2 separate regions of the Homo sapiens genome follow, and region 2 is linked to region 1. The links are chromatin loops, found by intact Hi-C in ENCODE. Cell type or tissue: MCF 10A. All regions are shown on one strand. Links, peaks and the distances in the headings refer to the core of each region. The heading gives the core; the rest is flanking DNA. Region 1 has its middle 62 kb from the start of CTIF. Region 2 overlaps CTIF (cap binding complex dependent translation initiation factor).

Region 1 (9,301 bases), core at 469-8,468:
AACCATTTGCAATTACTCTTGAATCAGTATAAATCCATGATATAATGTGAATGTCTGTGTTTCCTCAAATTCATATGTTGAAGACCTAACCTTCAGTGTGGCTGCATTTGGAGACAGGGCCTCTAAGGAAGTAATTAAGGTTAAATGAAGTCAAAAGGGTGGGGCCCTGATCTGATAGGATTAGTGTCCTTATAAGAGGAGACACTAGACGTTTTCTCTCTGTCTGTCTGTCTCTCTCTCCACACACACGCATGCGTGCACACACACACACGCACGCGTGCACACACACACACACACACACACAGAGAGCAAGGAAAGTCCATGTGAGGACATAGTGAGAAGGTGGCCATCTGTACGGCAGGAAGAGGCCCCTGACCAGAAACTGAATCAGCTGGAACTTGAAATTTCAGCTTCTAGAACTGTGAGAAAATTAATTTCTGTGGCTTAAGCCACTTCATCTATGGTATTTCATTATGACATCCCAAGATGACTAAGACAGATTTTTGTGTTGAGAAGCAGGGAGTTGCCATAACAAATGCTAAAACTGTAGAAGTGGCTTTGGAACTGGCTCATGTGTAGAGGTTGGAGGAGTTTTGAGGTGCATGCTAGGAAAAGCCTAGATTGCCTTAAAAGGACTGTCGGTAGAAATACAGCTGCTAAAGGTAATACTGGTGAGGTTTCAGCTGAAAATGAGAAAGAGTTTATTGGAAATTGGAGGAAAGGTGATTCTTGTTACAAAGTGGCAAAGAACCTGGCTGAATTTTGTTCTAGTGTTTTGTTGAAGGTAGAACTTACAAGCAATGAAACTGGATGTTTAGCTGAGGGCATTGCTAAGCAAAATGTTAAAGGAGTCGTTTGGTTTCTCTTTATTGCTTATAGTAAAATGAGAGAGAAGAGAGAAATTGAAAAAAATTGTTAATCAAAAAGGACCCAGAGCTTGGGCCCGGCGCAGTGGCTCATGCCTGTAATCCCAGCACTTTGGGAGACCGAGGCAGGCGGATCACGAGGTCAGGAGATTGAGACCATTCTGGTTAACACGGTGAAACCCTGTCTTTACTAAAAATACAAAAAAAAAAAAAAATTAGCCAGGCGTGGTGGCAGGCGCCTGTAGTCCCAGCTACTTGAGAGGCTGAGGCAGGAGAATGGTGTGAACCCAGGAGGCGGAGCTTGCAGTGAGCCAAGATTGCACCACTGCACTCCAGCCTGGGTGACAGAGCAAGACTCTGTCTCAAAAGACTGAAAAAAAAAAAAAAAAAAAAAGGGACCCAGAGCTTGAAGATTTGGAAAATTCTCAGCCTATGCATATTGGAAAAACAAAAAATGAAGAAGCATTTTCACCTCTAAAGAGCACACTAAGGTTGTGGCTGGCCAAACATTTGATAAAGAGATCATGGGTGCAACACATGGATTTCGCTAGCCAGCTCATAAGAGCCAGGGATAGAAGTTAGGCACTGCCAGTTTGAACTAAAGGGGACAGAGAAAGTGAGACAGGTTGAAAAAAGGCTGTTGGATATTGCGATTCTACAGAGCAGGATGGTAGAACTATTCAGTTGAGAAATATGCTTTGTCCTTCAAGAAAAGGCAACAATGACCCTGAAGGCAATTCAGAGATCATCAGGGCTCCTATCACAGAACCAAGGGGTAAGGTTGGTTTCTTCTCAGTTTCAGTAGACCAGATGGCCACCACAGAGAGCTGTGCAGGTGAGGTTGCCACAGAGAGTGGTGAGGTGATGCTGCCACTCCAGTGGGCTGGGATGGGGGGTGGACAGAGCACTGAACCAAAGAGGATTATTCTCAACCCCTAAGATCTAATGGAATTTGCCTTGCTAGGTATTGAACTTGCTTGGGACCTGTCACCCCTTTCTTCTGATTTCTCCCTTCTGGAATGGGAATGTTCATCCTATGCCCTTTCCACCGTTATATTTTGGAAACACATAATAGTCGGGTTTCACAGGTTCATAGCTGGTGAGTAGTTTTGCTCACAATGAATTGTAGCTCGATTTTCATCCATACCTGATTTTGATGATATTTAGTTGAGATTTTGGTCTTTAGAACTAGAGTTGATGCTGGAATGAATTAAGACTTTTGGGACTGTTGGAATGGAATGAATGCATCTGCATGTAAGAAGGGCATGAACTTTGTGGGAGGCAGAAGTGGAATGAAATGAGCAGAATATCTGTATCCCCTCAAAATTAACATATTGAAACTCTACCCCAAATGTGATCGTATTTGGAGATGGGGTCTTTAGGAGATCATTAGCATTAGTTGGGGTCCTGAGGATGGGGCTCTCATGAGGAGACATCAAAGAGCTTGCTATCTCTCTTTCTCTCCCTGTACAAGCACAAGGAAGAGGTCACGTGAGCACCCAGAGAAACAGTAGCTACCTGCAAGACTAGAGAACAGTCTGCAGAATGAAACCTCCCTGGCTGGCACCTTGAGCTTGGACTTCCTGGCCTCTAGAACTTTGAGAAAATACATTTCTGTGGTTTAAGCCACCAAATCTATGGTATTTTGTTATGCAGCCCAAACAGACAAATACAGACACATACTCTATGACATATTTATAAAAAGGTTTAAAACATACAATTTTACCATATGTTGTTTAGGAACACACACATATGTAATAATAACATAAATACATCCATGGGAAGTATAAACACCAAATTTAGGAGAGTGGTTCTTTTTGCAGGGTAGGGGAAGGGGAAATGCAACTGAAGGAGGGCCAGGAAGCCTCAACTATATTTGCTATTTTATTTCCTAAGGTGAATGCTATGTCGTTTTCTAAATCTTTTTTATGTCACAAGAATATTTTTAAAAGAAAAGATTGGCTCCTCGTAACATCATCAAGGCACTGGATCAAATCTTACCAAGTTATATGAGCCAACACACCCCATAATTGTTTCAGCCAGTAGGAGTATAATTTGTTTGTTGTTGCAGTCAGAGGCTCATCAGAAATCTTGTCTTCTCCATGAGGCCTCACCTAACTACTGCAGATCTGGAATAGCCCTGTCTCTCACCTGCTATAAACTACGATGGCTTTCACTTGGTTCAATATTGTGTGGATTTATTCCCTATTTATTTCATGTGCGGTTATCCACCATAAAATCATAACAATAACAACAATAGCTACCATTTATTGGGTGCTTCCTGTGTGTCAACAACACAGTGCTTAACTTTGTCACATCCAAGTACTAACCAGGCCTGACCCTGTTTAGCTTCTGAGATCAGACAAGTTCGGGTGCATTCAAGGGGGTATGGGCATAGACTCAGCACTTCGCTTTCTACATCCATCATTTTAAACCATCCTCACTATTACTAACTCTGTTTTTGCACACAAGGAAACTGGAGCTCAGAGATGCTAAATGATTCATCCGAGGTCACACAGCAAAAAAAGTGCCAAGTCCAATCGTTTTCTGCCAACTCCTCAAAGCAGAAAACTGTCTGCTTTCCTACATCCCCCACCACGACCTGAGGCTAGGTCCACCCGTGTGAGCTGATACAGCAACAGACTCTTTGTCCCCAGAGGTTGTTCAGAACAGAGCCTTGGTGACAAGGACCAGCTGCAGGGTGGATGAGCAGGGCTTCCCATTGGTGAAGGCTGCCCTGGCATGGCTCGAGAGAGCCTGTTGGCCTCATTGTGCACTCATGGGCCACAGTGGTTCCATCCTCCGGGTCTCCACCTGATCCCAGACACAGGCACTCAGACTTGCTGGAGCACTTGCTATCAGCTCCCACTAGGTGTCTCTGTTACTTTATTTTTTGTGTGCCAGAAGGCAAACCAAGGCCACTTACTTAAAACTATTCAAATCCAGATAAACGGGCTGCCTGGAACTCTGTGGTGGCCTCAGAGAAACCAGACTTCTACAGTCAGAACCTGTGGGCTTGAGAAGGAGAAGATAAAATAGCTTACATTTACTGAAGGCCTTTTGCACATCAGCCAGTTTACATACTTTAATATTAACAATAGTTAACACTAAGTAATGTTTTGTATGCACAAGGCACTCTCATGTGCTTTTTGCAAATATTAATGCACTCATACCTCATAACAACCCATAAGTACAGAGGTACGAAGGGTTAAGTAACTTGCTTAAGGTCACACAGCTAGTACACAGCATGGTCATTTGGATCATTCAGGTCTCATAACTACCCTGCAAAATACATGTTGTCATCCCTATTTTACATATGTGGAAACCAGGCTCAGAAAAAGTAAGAGGCACAATGTTATACAGCTAGACAGTGGCTGAAGCAGAATTCAAACTTAGGTCTATTTGACTCAGGTCAAAATATGAGTTGGCCCCATTCCCTGAGAAGGAATGAAGACCAGATCATAGGTAGGATCCTGTGTCCTTGACCCCATGTGGGTCACACACACGGCTCTGCAGACTCCACAAAGGACTGTGCAGACCCACTTCTCTGTAGACAGGGCTGAGATGTTCTGAATTCTACCAGGAATTGCTTTGAAAGTAAGGGAGGGGCGACAAAATATCATCTTTGCATGTAAAACCCCTCTACGGATGTATAGAGAGAAGCAACTCCCCACTCCAATTCAGGAGGATGAGGGAGAATTGACTTAGAGGGGGTAGGTTTTGGTTAAAGCCAGCAGAGGTTGCCATAGGTGGGATCTGAGGGTATCTGTGGAAGGCCTCAAAATTGCTCCCTTTAGACTGGTTGGCTTCACTGCTGAATTCTACGAATTTTAAAGAACTAATACTATTTTTTTCTGCAACTATTCCAGAAAATTGAAGGCAAAGGAATTCTTCCAAACTCATTCTACAAGACCAGCATTACCCTGATGCCAAAAGCAGACCAGGACACAACTAAAAAAGAAAACTATAGGCCAAAATTCCTGATGAACATAGTTGCAAAATTTCTCAGCAAAATACTAGCAAACTGAATCTAACAGCATATCAAAAAGATTACATACCATGATCAAGTTGCAAGGATATTTCAACATATGAAGATCACTAAATGTGATACATCATCAGAATGAAGGACAAAACCATACGATCATTCTAATAGATGGAGAAAAATGCTTGATAAAATACAACATTAATTCATGATAAAAACTCTCAACAAACTAGGTATAAAATGAACATACCTCAAAACAATAAAGGTCATATATGACAAACCCACAGCTAACATATTAGTACTAATTTTATACCGAATGGGGAAATGTTGAAAGCCTTTCCTCTAAGATCTGGAACAAGATAAGGATGCTCACTTTCACCACTGTTATTCAACATAGTACTTCAAGTCCTAGCCAGACCAATTAAGCAAGAGAAGGAAATAAAAGGCATCCAAATTGGAAAGGAGGAATTCAAACTGTCCCCGTTTACAGGCAATATGATTTAGAAAAACCTAAAAACTCCACCAAAAAACTGTTAGAACTAATAAACAAATTCAATAAAGTTGCAGGATACAAACTCAACATACAAAAAGCAGCAGCATTTCTATTTGCCCATAATGAACAATCTGAAAAAGAAACCAAGAAAGCAATCCCATTTACAATAGCTAGGAAAAAAAATACCCAGAAGTAAATTTAACCAGAGGTGAAAAATCTCCATAATGAAAACTATAAGATACTGATGAAAGAAAATTGAAGAGCATACAAAAAATGAAAAGATATTACATGTTCATAGATTAGAAGAATTAATATTGTTAAAATGTCCATACTGCCAAAAGTGATATACAGATTCAATGCAATCCCTATCAAAATACCAATAACATTCTTCCCAGAAACAGAAAGAACAACCCTAAAATTTATATAGAACCACAGAAGACCCTGAATAGTCAAAGCAATCCTGAGCCAAAAGAACAAAGCTGGGGATATCACACTACCTGACTTCAAAATATACTACAAAGCTATGGTAACCAAAACAGCATGGTGCTGGCTTAAATACAGACACATAGACCAATGGAAAAGAATAAATTAAGAACCCAGAAATAACTCTTTGGCCCTGAGGTCCTACAAGAGGCCAGAGGAGTACAGGTACTCAGGGAGGCTGTGCAGCCCCAGGCCTGTATCAATCACCACGTCCTGCTTGGAGCCATGCACCAGCCAAATGTTGGCATGGTTGCCCGACTCATAGAAGTGTTCTTGAATTCAAAAGATACTACCACCTGGAGACTTGTGGGTGTACCACTTGAGCGCCAACATGCTGGGCATGGGTGCAGCCAGGCAGATGCCTTTCAGAATTTGCCCACTCGTCTAGTATAACTAGATCTGATGGCTGGGAATAAAGGAAGAGGAGGATGTGCTGCTCATACCTTTAATACTGAGGCTGTTGGATTTAGCAAAGGTGAAAAGTTACCTTATGTAGTGTTGAAACCACCCCCACTATTTCCTGATGCAGATTATAAATCAGTGCCACTGAAAACAGAAGATGAAGAATACATGCTGGCTTTGAAACAGGAGTTGAGAGAAACAATGAAAAGAATGCCTTATTTTATTGAAACACCTGAAGAAAGACAAGATATTGAAAGGTATAGTAAAAGATACATGAAGGTATATAAAGAAGAATGGATACCAGATTGGAGAAGACTTCCAAGAGAGATAACGCCAAGAAATAAATGTAAAAACACAGGCCCAAAACCCGAAAAGGCAAAAGACGCAGGCAAAGTCACCTCACTAATACTTCAGATGTGTTGAAAAAAATTGAGGAATTGGGAAAGAAAGGTGATGGTGAAAATTCAGAAGAGGAAAATGAAAAGGAAGAAGGAAGCAAAGAGGAAAGTAAAGAAGGTGATGATGACGATGACGATGATGCTGCAGAACAGGAGGGATATAATGAAGAAGAGCAAGAAGAGGAAAATGACTACATTAATTCATAATTCGAAGATGGAAATGATTTTGGCCCAGACAGTGATGACAACATGGATGAAGCAACCTATTAGGCATGAAATTTTTCAAAAAGTATTTTTATGATGCAGCTTCTGAACATTTGGACAGATTTGTTTTGTATTTTTTTCTGATAAGGAATAAGTATTTTTGTTTTTTTTTTTTGGACAAATATTTGTTACCAAAATATTCAAAACCACTTTGAGTTTACACACTAATTACCTTACAAATTAGTCCCTGACACTCTGACCTTCCTTCTAAACACCTCTGCCATCTCTCTTATGTACTCTTGTGGGTTTTTTTGTATTATTTGAATAGGAATGTGCCTAAAGAATTTTTGCTCTCTTAATCTATGTATACATACTTGAAGAAATCATGCTTGCTTAACTGCTGATTTTTTGTAAAACTATTACCAGTCATAGTGGATTTCTGTAACCTGAAAGTTGATATAATACAGCACATGGAGCACTTTAAAAACAAACTTGAAAATAATTTTATTTTTTACTTTTACATGGTATGTTCTAGACTACTGCATTATGACTACATAAACCAACCTGGGCTTTTATAAGTACAGAATTGTGAAATAGAGGTTTTGTGATGGAAAACATAGACACAGGGAAAAATACCAAACTGAGCAATATAAATTTCACGGCTCACATCTTAGCCAGTACAAAGAAATTTTCACATGGGGTGAATATTATAAATACTGGAACTGGGGACTAACTTAATACTGTATGATGTATGAATTAATTATTCCACTGTAATAACTGTGACATCTTCAAATAGTTGGGCTTATGAAAAATTTGACTAAGACATTTTAATTTTAAACTTTATGTAAATGTGAAATAAGTTCTGGTCATATAAATATCACTGTAGAATGCATGTGTGTGAACTCTATGAAGTGTGGTGGCCTTTTATGTTTCAGAGTACTCAAGCTGTACAATTGATTTATATAAACATGCAAGATGAACTCAGGTCATTTTGAAATTAAGATTAATTTTTTTGTTGTTTAAAGCTAGCTCCCCTAACTTTATATATTTTTTGGGAAAAAAAAATACCTAAAAACCTCAACCTAAAAAGACTCACAAATGCCAAACATTTTCAAGGAAATTTATATTATATATTTCAAAAATGATTTATCAATGTTATCTACCAAAATAAATACTTTTATTTTTCCCCTTTGGGAAGATATCATTATCCTCTAATGTGAGAATCAGATCCCTAGATTCTATTTCTACCTGTACTATTAAACTCAACCTTGAGCCTGGAAAAAAAAAAGAACCCAGAAATAAATTAATGTATTTACAGCTAATGGATTTTTGACAAAGACACCAAAAACATACATTGGGGAAAAGACAGTCTCTACAATACATGTTGCTAAGAAAGTTAGATATTTGTATGCAGGAGAATGAAACTAGAACCCTATCTCTCACTGTATACAAACATCAACTGAAAATGGATTAAAGACTTAAATCTGAAGACATGAAACTACGAAACTACTAGAAAGAAACGTGGGGAAATGCTTCCTGACGTTAGTCTGGCCAAAAATTTTTTTTAACAAGATCTCAAAAACACAAGCAACAAAAGCAAAATAGATAAATGGGATTCTATCAAACTAAAAAGCTTCTGCACAGCAAAGGAAACAATCAATAGAGTAAAGTGACAACCTGTAGAAGAGTAGAAAATATTTGAAACTGTGCATCCAACAAGGGATTAATAAGCAGGACACATGGAACTCAAACAACTCAACAGCAAAAAAGCAAATAACCAGATTTTAAAATGAGCACCTGAGCTGGTGATTGTGTGCCTGCAGTCCCAGCTACTTGGGAGGCTGAGGCAGATAGTTGTTCGAGCCCAGGAGTTCAAGTCCAGCCTGGGCAACAAAGCAAGACTCTCATATTCAAAAAAAATAAAAGGGCAAATGATCTAATAGACATTTCTCAAAAGAAGAAAACCAAATGGCCAACAGGTATATGAAAAATGCTCAACATTGCTAATCATTAGGAAAATGCAAATCAAAACCACAATGAGATATCCTGATCAAAAAGACAAAAAAATAACAAACGTTGGCAAGCATGCAGAGAAAGGGGAACTCTTATACACTGTCAGTGGGAAATTACATTAATATGGCCATTATGGAAAACAGTGTGGAGGTTCCTCAAAAAACTAAAAACAGAAATACCGCAGGATCCACTAATCCCCCCACAAGTGAAAGAAAACCAGTATATGAAAGAGATGTCTGCACTTCATGTGTATTTCTGCACTATTCCCAATAGCTAAGACACAGAATCAAGCTAAGTGACCATCAACAAATGAACAGATAAAGAAAATGTGTGTGTGTACATATACGTACATACATATATATATGTATTCCATCGTGTATATATATGTGTGTGTATATATATATGTATTTACGTATATGTATATATACGATGGAATACTTTTGGCAAGAAAAAGAATGAA
Region 2 (9,301 bases), core at 683-8,682, 300 kb after region 1:
TCCACCTTTTGACTATTGTGATTCATGCTGATAGGAGCATGCATGCACAAATATCTGTTTGAGTCCCTGCTTTTGATTCTTTGGGGTATATACCTAGAAGTGGAATTGCTGGATCATATGGAAATTTTATCTTTAGCTTTTTGAGTATCTGCCAAACTGTTTCCAGGAAGGGTGTTTTTGATGGGGGAAATATCATGAACCAAGAGCCAAAGAAATGACACAACTGAGGGACAATAAGGACACTGCCTTACTGAAATTCAGCTGAGAGCTGGAGGAAGTCTATAAGGGGGACCGACTAAGAGGCAGAAGGATCTGGACTTTATAAAGTGGGACTCAGGGAGCCATTGTGGGTTCTTGAGATGTAGAGTTCCAGGATCAATTAAAAATCATAGACCAGTGTAGACTTGCAGGAAGGATCTATAGATCATCCAGTCCAACCCCCTCGTATTACAGTTGAGAGACTTGAGGCCTGGAGAGGTTGAAAGAGGCCATGAAGACATGTTGATAGGTCATAGGATGTTGGACTTAAAGATGTTTTACATCAGAGAACCAGGGGTTCTAGGTAGCCACGTGGTCTCTTGTGGAGAGGGAGCATATCCAGGCTTAAGCCTGCCCCTCAAAGACCTGAGCTGTGATGGCAGGCCTCATTTCCCTGCCCTACTCTCAGGATCCTGCTCTCTGGCCCCTGGCACATGGAACTGTGGCATTTCCACCACCACCCCCACCAGCCAGAGCCAGGAGCTGGGGTTGCCTGCCATGGGGAACTGTGCTCCCCTAGCGCTGGTCCCCTTCCTTCAGTAAGTGCCATGGTGGGCTCCAAGAGCTTCTGGGACAAGTCAGTGGGCATCTTCGAACCAGAGCCCCTGGGTGAGCAGGCTTCCCCAGGGGTACATAGCCTGCATTCCAGAGAGGGCCCCTAACATTGGCCTGTGGGCCGCTGATAGGAAGAATGGATAGAGACTCCGCACAGGGTGCCCCACCCCCGGCCCTGGTGCCCCTCACCATGCTGCTGTGGGCTTATCTCCTTGTTGCCCTTCGCCCATACCAACCTGCCTGAGCTGCGTTTCTGATGCCTATAATGAACCAGAAGGGAGTTGAGGGGACAGAGGGGGAGAGGAACAGGAAGAGGAGATGACAGGACAACTCTTTCAACAGCCAGCAGGAATGCCACACTTGGCCTTCAACCCTCCGCTCTAAGAGTATTTATACCCACAGTGTTCAGGGTGGCCAGGTTCCACCTTGTCTAGATAAAGAGCAGGCCCCCTTACGGAGACAGAGGTCTCCCCAGCTCCCCTCCAGACAGCCACCAAGAGGTCAGGAACACACAGAGTGCACGGCGCAGTGCATGGAAGGGAGGCGCTGTTGCAGGGGCAGCCATCAGTGCCTGGGTTACTCTGAGGCCAATCGGCATCATGTGAGCAATTTAAACCCATGGTGTGCCCAAAGGCCAGCTTTTCCTACTTCTAGGTCTTCCCTCTCTGGGCCCCTCTGTCCAGGAGAGGCGGATACACTCGACCAGAAGCAGAACCATGGGCACAGGGAGTCTGCGTCATGCTGGCTCAGCATGGCTCTGCCCTTGAAACCCAGAGCCTAGAATAAGGGGTCCCTGTACACCGCCAGAGTGCCTCACTGCCTCCCACCTAGAGCTCAGGTTTAAAGGCCTTCACTCGGTATCAGGGTGCAGAGCTCTGAGTCTTCAGGGAAAAACAGCGGCCTCTTTGGGGGGGACAGGGAGGAACCTGCAGGGAACGACCCTCCCTTAACCCTCTGCTGGCCCTTCCAGGACAGATCCCAGGTCCCAGAGTGAGAGAAGCTTCAGGCCACTTTGAAGTATGAGGACAGGCATGCTCAAAATCGTCCCCCCTCCAGCACCCCCTTGACAGTGCCGAGCCTGAGACCAAGTGTATTCCAGAGAAGTCTGTATGCACCCAGGTCATTCACACCTAGACCCATTAAGCAGAGAGGGCTTGGGAGCCAGCACGTCACCATGTCATGCCCCTGCCTCCCAGTTTTCCGTAGAGCAAAGGCCATACGAAAGAAGGGGGTAGCTTAGGAGGTATTTGGGGAAAGCCAGACTCCAGCTAAAGCTGGTGAATAGCTATAATCGGAATAAGTGCATTCTTGAGCAGCTGCGTATTGGAGCGCCACATATTGGACCCATACTTAGCATGGACCCCATTAGGCAACCGTCATTGCATTATTCTGAGTATTAAAAAAAAAAATGTGGCAAGGGGAGTAATATCTCTAAAGTGGGGTTCGAAGCACAGTCACCTGGAATCAGCCTTCCCTGCCATAGACCCTTCCTTTAATGCCTTACCACCTGTGGCATAAGAAATAACTCAAGCGGCCAAGAGCCAGCCACCTCCCCCTGGCTCTAGTTGTGGCGCCATGCAACTGGTTGACTCTGGGTGGATCTCAAGCGTGGCAGCCCTACACTTACTCTTCTGTTAAATGGGGTCATAATACCCATCTCCTCCTCCTGCCTACTGCACTGACATTATCATTGTTAAAATCCACTGAAATGCCTGACTTTTACCTGTGTTCCCTTAAGACTCCTCCTCCAGGAGAAACTTGTGAATTTCATAGCAGCATGTTTTTCCTTTTCCTTTTGATGATTCCATTCATTCAAGGTTCTTAGGGGAGGTCCCAGGCAGGGAAAGCGCCATGAGATGCCCACGCAGAGATTCTTCCACAAGTCCAGGGGCCCCCGGCACAGTAGGACTTGAGGTTTGGGTGCAGCACTGTAGACAGCCCAGGATCCAGCCACAAGGAAAGCTCTCCAAGGGGCCCTGGGACTGGCCTGGAGGCCCCACAGGGTTCCCTGAGCTCAGTACTGTGAAACCCCAGTGAAACAGGCACTGGCCTCTGCCTGACACATAAAGGGGGGCAGGGCCAGCTCAGCCAGAGGGCAGTTTAGGAACATCAGAGGAAGGGGCAAGCCCTGTAAGTGGAGTAGGTTGAGGAAGGCTTCCTGGAGGAGGAAGCATGAAGGAAGAGGCAGGATCTGGGTGGAAGGAAGACAACAAGAGGATCTGTAAGTGGCAGGACCCTTTGAGGGACTGGGGGTTGCAGAGGAGGATTGGGGAAGGAGGTACCGCCAGCCTGGCGGAGGGTGTCAATCAGCAAGCCCAGGGCTGAGGCTGCCCAGCCGGGCCGTGACCCCAGGTCACTGTAACCACACTGGCCCGTTCATTTTGCTGGCGCCTGCTTCTTGCCATTTCAGGCCAAGACCATATTTTCATCCAAAACTAAAACTTCTACCTCAAGAGGCGTGAGTTTCCTGCCAGCCTTGGGCCGTCTTTTGCAGGTGGCAGAGTGGGCTGCTGAATCTGCGACCCTGGCCAGGCTCCAGGGCCTCTGAACCCTGGGGTTTTGCTGAGGCAGGTGGTGTGGCACCAAGGGCCTGGCATCTGAGGCCAGAAGATACCCGCCACCCCTCCCTGGTGAGGTTACTGCCTTGTAGGAGAGGGTAGGGATGCCCACCTCCATATGCCCCCATGTGCCCCAACCAGCCCCTCTTTGTGCACCAGCTGCTTCCAGAGCTATATGGAGATGGGCGCCCACCGCCCAACCAGGCACAGAGGTGCAGTGCTCGCTGTGGGGGAGGGGGAGCATGATGCCACCCCCAGGAGCTCTGCAGGAGCCAGAGCAGGGTTGTGCAGGAGGCTGCCATGGGGCGGGTCTGCACAGCAACACTTGCTGCTTTCACCTCACTCCCCTCTGCAGAAGCCCCTTTTCCTCCCCTCCCTCAAGTGGTGGAGCAGGAGGCAGAAAGTCTGAAGCCAGCCCCTCAACTAATGTCACCGTCTGAGCCTCAGCATCCCCATAGGGGAAACGAGGGCACTGGGTCGGGTGTGGTCTGTGGGTCAGGTCTCCCCAGCCAGGCACCAGGCCCTCTCCAGCAGAGCCTGTGGCACCTCTGTCTGCCTCGCACAGCCCCTCAAGTGCCTTGAGCCTGTGAAGGTTGCAAGGAGGTCTAGGACTAGGGAGAGGCTGGAACCCACTGCGGGTGGGAAGAGAAGATGGGAGCTGCTCTGTCTGCAATCTGGCAGTTGTTTATCCCAAACAGGGAACCAGAAGCTGAGGATTTAAAGGCTCGGCGTGGGAGGAGGTGCTCTGGGCTGCAGGAGATCCGGTGGGGAGCCCCAGCCCTGCCTTTCCCTGGCTGGGCGACCTCAGGCCAGGCCTTCTACCCTGATGGTGGCTTCCTCACCCATAAAACATGGAGAGGTTAGAAGTCATTTCAGACATTCCTTCCAGCTTTGTTATCCCAAAGCAGATGCGCTAGGCAAACAGAGGGTGCCTGCTAAAATGCCTGTTGCTGACTGATTGGTTAGCGGGTTGACCAGTGCAGAGCAGGACCCATCCCCAACTCTCCCCACCCGGCGGGTCTGGCCGGCTCCTTCCCACCCGCCTGGCCCCATTTACAGAGTCTGGGGCCTGCTTGGCTTGTGTGTGCTGGCGGCAGCACCTGCTGGGTGGGCAGGGCGGCCTGCAGGGGGCACCAGTGTGCAAGGCCAGCCCTTCCTGCCTGCGGCCACCTCCCAGCATCTTGGCATCCTGGGGGCTGTCCCACAGGGAAGATTTAAACTATATGATGGTGACCGCCACCAAGCCACCCTCCTATGTGCAATTTTCAGACCCCTTGGGGTCCCAGCCCTGAGTCCAGAAACCTCAGGCTGAGAGTTGGACTAGAACCCACAGCAAGGGTCCCCTCCAGACCTCCAAAACGGGCCAGTGTAGTACTCATTCCCATTTTATACCCAAGACAACCAGGGCTCTTGGAGGCCACAGGAGGGCCACCGAGGTCTCAGGTAGCTTAGAAGGAGGACAGAGCATGGGTCCTGGATTCCCTGGGAACAGTGCCTGCCCAGAGACCCAGCTGCCCTTAGGAACGAATGAGTATCAACCAGCTGAGGCTGCATTTTCTTAAAATGCATTGGTTTGTCTAGTGTTGTTTATGTTCTTTCTCAAACAGCAGGAAGAGGTTGTGGGAAGAGCCCTGGCTGTCAACAGGCTTCTCCCATGCAGTAGGGGTGGACAGAGGGACTGCAGCCAGGGTCAAGGGCAGGCCATGGGGCGGTGGGACAGAGAGCAGGCCGCAGCCTCATCTGGCCTCAGTAGCCTTGTACAGAGGCAAAGGGGCTTCCGTGTGGGGTGTCAGCTCCTTCCACACCTGCCTGGACCCGGAAACAGGCATGCCTTGAGTCACCAGCAGTGGGCAGCCGTAGAGTCACTGTTTCAACACCGCCAATTTGTTGGTCCCACGCCTGGGGCCCCTGTGGTCATTGCAGTATGTTTTATGGAACATTCTGTGAGGATTCCTCTTGGGGTTTTTTAGCAGCCACCCGTTAGGATGTTCCTAAAGTAGAAGGCAAACAGCCCACAGGGCCTCAGAATTCTAGAAAAAATGTCTGTGCACAGCATGGGAGCCTGAGCCAGGAGGGCATTCTCAGCCATCTTCTAAGGAGCCAGGTAGAAAAATGGGGTCGATTCTATTGTAGTTACTTCCTTATTTTAGCTATTCATTCAGAAATGTTAGCTGTTCAAAGGGTATGTCATTTATCAATCAGGAGGCGGGAGCCCCAGGTCTGCAGGAGTGCAGGGGAGGATGTGAGCAGGTCAGTCACAAGCTAACTTAGAACAAGCATTCAATCCCCCAGAAAATGCACCGGGGAAAGCCACAGGCATTCCCTTTTGGTAGAAAAGGTCCCTGGTCTATCTTCATCGATGGGACTCTCATCCGGGGTTTGTACCAGGGGAACCTGGCCAGGGGATGGCCGTTCAGCCTCTGGGCATGTTGGCAGAAGGGGTAGTTCATGGTGTGCCCTGGGCACCCCATTTCTGATTTCTACCCCTGAGCCAGGAAGGCCTCTCCCATCAACCACCGTGGGACTGTGAAGCAGGTAACAGGCAGAGGTGGTGGGGGTGTCCAGGGGCCTGAGGTGGCGGTGAGGATGGGCATGGAGTACTACACTTCATTGAAATGCCAGCAGCCAGGAGGTGAGCACCTTGGGTTGGGAGTGCTCCCTGAACCCCAGAACTGGAGGCGTTCTGGGGGCATTCTCACTAGCACCGCATCGGGACACATCAGTCCAGCAGGTCGCGCTGGTCCCTGGGGAGCCCAGAATGACAGTTTGTTTCTTTTTGTTCTGGCTGACAATGATGCCACAAAGCTGTTTCAGCCCTGACTGAGAGTACAGGATCTGGACAGCCCCGATTTGAATCCTAAGTTTAATACTTCGTAGCTGTGTGGCCTGGGCAAGTGGTTTTCCCTCTCGGGGCCCCAGTTTTCCATTTATAAACTGGGGTAATAGATAATACCTGCCTCCTTTGGGTGGATGAGGCTTGAATGGTGGGGACGATGGTGTTAGTATAAACACAACATTGACTGGTGTCGCTCATGTCTGGGGGTTCCTGTCAGGGGTCCAACAGGAACACCAGTTACTCCTCCTTTGCCATTGGGCCAGCTCTCTGCAGTCACTGGCTGGATACCAGCTGTATGCATACACTGTGGGCCATAAGTATCCCTTAGACCTTTGTGGGTGGGGGTTAACAGCCCCATTTTATACATGGGGAAAGAAAGTTCCAGAGAGCTTAGGAGGTATACGTCAAGTCACGCAGCTGGTCAGTGACAGACAGAACTGGAGCCAAGTCCCTGGTACCCCACACTCTGTCTCCTCAGAACACACTGCCACCTGCATGCCCTGATTGGTCAGGAGTGCATCTGGAGGGGGTCAGTTATAAGGCTGAGGAGAGGTGACAGGGAAACGAGATAAGAAACATGCCATTTAGGTGGCCATGCTTTCAGAGCCTCCTCCCCACAGGCCAGGCCTTGGGCTCTCCCCACTGCCATCTTATGACCAAAAGAATTGAGAGACAGCTTCCCGGCCAGCGCTTAGCAGCGGGCTTGGGTCTGCTGCCTCCTTTCCTGTCTTGCCGGGGGTGGGGGAGAGTCTCCACCAAGCTGCAGACAGACAGAAGAATGGTTCCTTGTCCTCCCAAGGGGGACAAGACTTCTCCATGTCCTTCCTTCCCACTGGGCTGGTTTCCAACCCACCACCTTCATGATTCGTGAATGCAAAGAGAAGACCACTTAGATCGGTATGTTTTGCTTCCACTTGGCAGCCCTAGGTGCTGGAGGCTGCAGCTCTGGGTGAAGGTGGGCCCTGGTCTGTGGGGTATGGGCATCTGTGAGCACCATCTGCATGCAGCCCCGGAGGTCAGGTGGCAGAGTCTCCCATGACAGGTTCCAGCAGCAGAAGTCCTAAGGAAGCAGCTTGTGTCTCAGATGAGGCTGTGTACCTCCGTTGCCTGTCTAGGCTGGAGGAAGGGTGATGGCACCTTTAACTGGTCCCTTCCTTACAGATCACTAAGTGTAAGAGGCCAAGCCTGCAAAGAAAAAAAGGGAGAGGGAGAGAGGAAAAAAAACTAGAGCCTGTGCGCTATGTCATTTCTAACACTAAATGATTAAGAAGTGAGGACCCTGGGGTGTGAGCCAAGGCAGCCTGGGTTGCTCAGTCCTCTAGAAACCCTTCTAAGCTTTCCTCAGCACACAGCCCAGAGTGCTACCCGGAGAAAGAGCCACCTTGTAAATCGCTTTCTTCACTGTGCTGCTATGCCTTTCAAAACAAAAGCTAAAAACTCCTCCCACCCCCATACAACTTGATTTATCATGACCCCGTCATCTCGGTGTCCCGGTGTTAGTTCAAAATCAGGCTCAAAACTGCAAAGGCTGGAGGGAGACTGTGGGAGGGTGAGGGACACTTTATCCAGCACGTGGCACACGCACCTCTGCCGCGTCGGTTCATGCGTGTCCCTCCCTGCGAGCTTGGCGGGGCACTGTGGACACTGGGTTCTCTGCCTGATAAAGGGGGATCCTTTCATGTAGCATGCATCAAGATGCATGCATGGTGTGCTGGGCTGTCTCAGCCACTCTCCCAGGCTTCCCTCCTGCCGGTCCGCACACAAGAGGCAGCGTGCTGGGGAGCCAGTGGAATAAGGGCCCCACAGGGGCAAGATGGCCAGAGGCCATTTCAGCATGACCAGCATTTATGGATCTCCTTCTGTGTACCTAGCAGGGCAGAGTGCAGGGGTAGGGCTTAAGGAGGGGGGCGTGCTGATAGCCTCAGGAGGCCCATCTGTCCCTCCCTCTCTCCCTGGACTCCTCTGTCATCCCATCCCCTCCTAGCTGGCATGATTTTTCCTGTACTCAGATCGCAAAAGACTAGCAAGCCAATATGTTTGCTGGGGGAGTCACAGAAGGCGAAGACCCCCCCATCCCTGCCTTCACGGAGCTTCTGGCTTTGTGAGCCCCCCTCTTCTTGTTGTCAGGCTCCCAAATGACCCCAAAGGGTTTGCTTGCAAAAGTTTGTCCTCTGGACTTTGTGTTTTTCCCCATCTGCTCTACCCTCCTAGTGCCTCCTGGCTCCGGCCCCAGCGCCAGCCCCTGTCTGTCCCTGCAAACACAAGTCAGCTGTGTGTGCAGACAAAGCCGTGCGCCGCAGCGGGGGCCGGGCCTGCAGAAGGGACATTTCCAGGGAACTCTGGGGGCGGCGGCTGGGAGGGCAGAGGCGACTGTCTGATTAGCAGAGACTCGGCGTCACAGTCTAGGGCAAAGAGGGTGCGGGGGATTTGGCCGGGCCCCAGGGGCCAGTGGCTGTGGGTGGTGACCAGGGGAGGCAGCCAGGCTGGAAGAAATCTGCTGTTTGAGAAGTGGAGGAAACGGGCTGGAGAGGAGAGATAACAGCCCGTTCTCTGTGTATCTGCATGCGTCTGCCGGCGAGGGTGGCTGGAGCCGGGCGGTCTGAGGCCATATCTAGCGAGATTTTTGTTCTGGGTTGTGAAAGTGACCTATGGAGCCAGCAGCAGGGTTCAGGGCCTGGGAGAGAAGACACGTGGCCCTCCCCTCTCCTCCCCTTGTCTTGTGTTAGTCTCCCCTCCTCTCCCCCTTGTCAAACAGTAGAAAAGGGAGGGGGCATGGGGGCAGGAGAGGAAGCATTCTTAGTGCGGTAAAAGGCCTGGGTTTCGGTCTGGATTGTACCACTAATTTGACATATGAACTTGGATACTTCCCCTAATATTTCTGGCTGTCTCTGTCTCATTGGCTGTAAAATGGGGATTATTTATAACTGCTCTGCATAGCACGCATGAAATAAGGACGTGAAAATAGTTTGTAAACTGTAAAGTGCCACGTAAATGTTAAAGAGTTGTACTGATTCAAACTGCTTTGAAGCAGGGGCTGGGGCTGCTGATTAAAGACCTGCCTTAGATGAACTAGGTGCTGAGTGGTGGGCAGGAG

What was found. Hi-C counts contacts between places; a loop is a spot of excess contacts. Peaks named below come from ENCODE experiments on the same cell type or tissue, not always from the same donor. Only the 100,000 strongest peaks of a DNase experiment are listed, where the experiment ranks them.
Region 2: a loop joins it to region 1, with 6 times the contacts of the local background. A loop is called at or near these places in 2 of 110 quality-filtered maps.

What each region holds. Positions count from the first base shown.
Region 1 is chr18:48,472,335-48,481,635 of GRCh38, forward strand. It overlaps the pseudogene RNA5SP456 and the pseudogene POLR3GP2. Among named protein-coding and RNA genes, the nearest start is that of CTIF, 62 kb to the right of the region's middle. In MCF 10A, for the core only: a CTCF peak has its summit at 3,742 (motif pointing right); a DNase peak (open chromatin) is centred at 3,737.
Region 2 is chr18:48,772,756-48,782,056 of GRCh38, forward strand. All of the region lies in intron 9 of CTIF (cap binding complex dependent translation initiation factor), which reads left to right. It overlaps LOC107985147 (a long non-coding RNA gene), which reads left to right. Exons shown (of 2, transcript XR_001753444.2): 1 at 1-3,034; 2 at 4,070-7,399. Among named protein-coding and RNA genes, the nearest start is that of CTIF-AS1, 64 kb to the right of the region's middle. RefSeq lists enhancers at 3,306-3,806, 3,807-4,307, 5,543-6,484, 5,928-6,067, 6,525-7,156 and 2 more and silencers at 6,138-6,217, 8,241-8,423. In MCF 10A, for the core only: a CTCF peak has its summit at 4,496 (motif pointing right); DNase peaks (open chromatin) are centred at 4,496 and 5,216.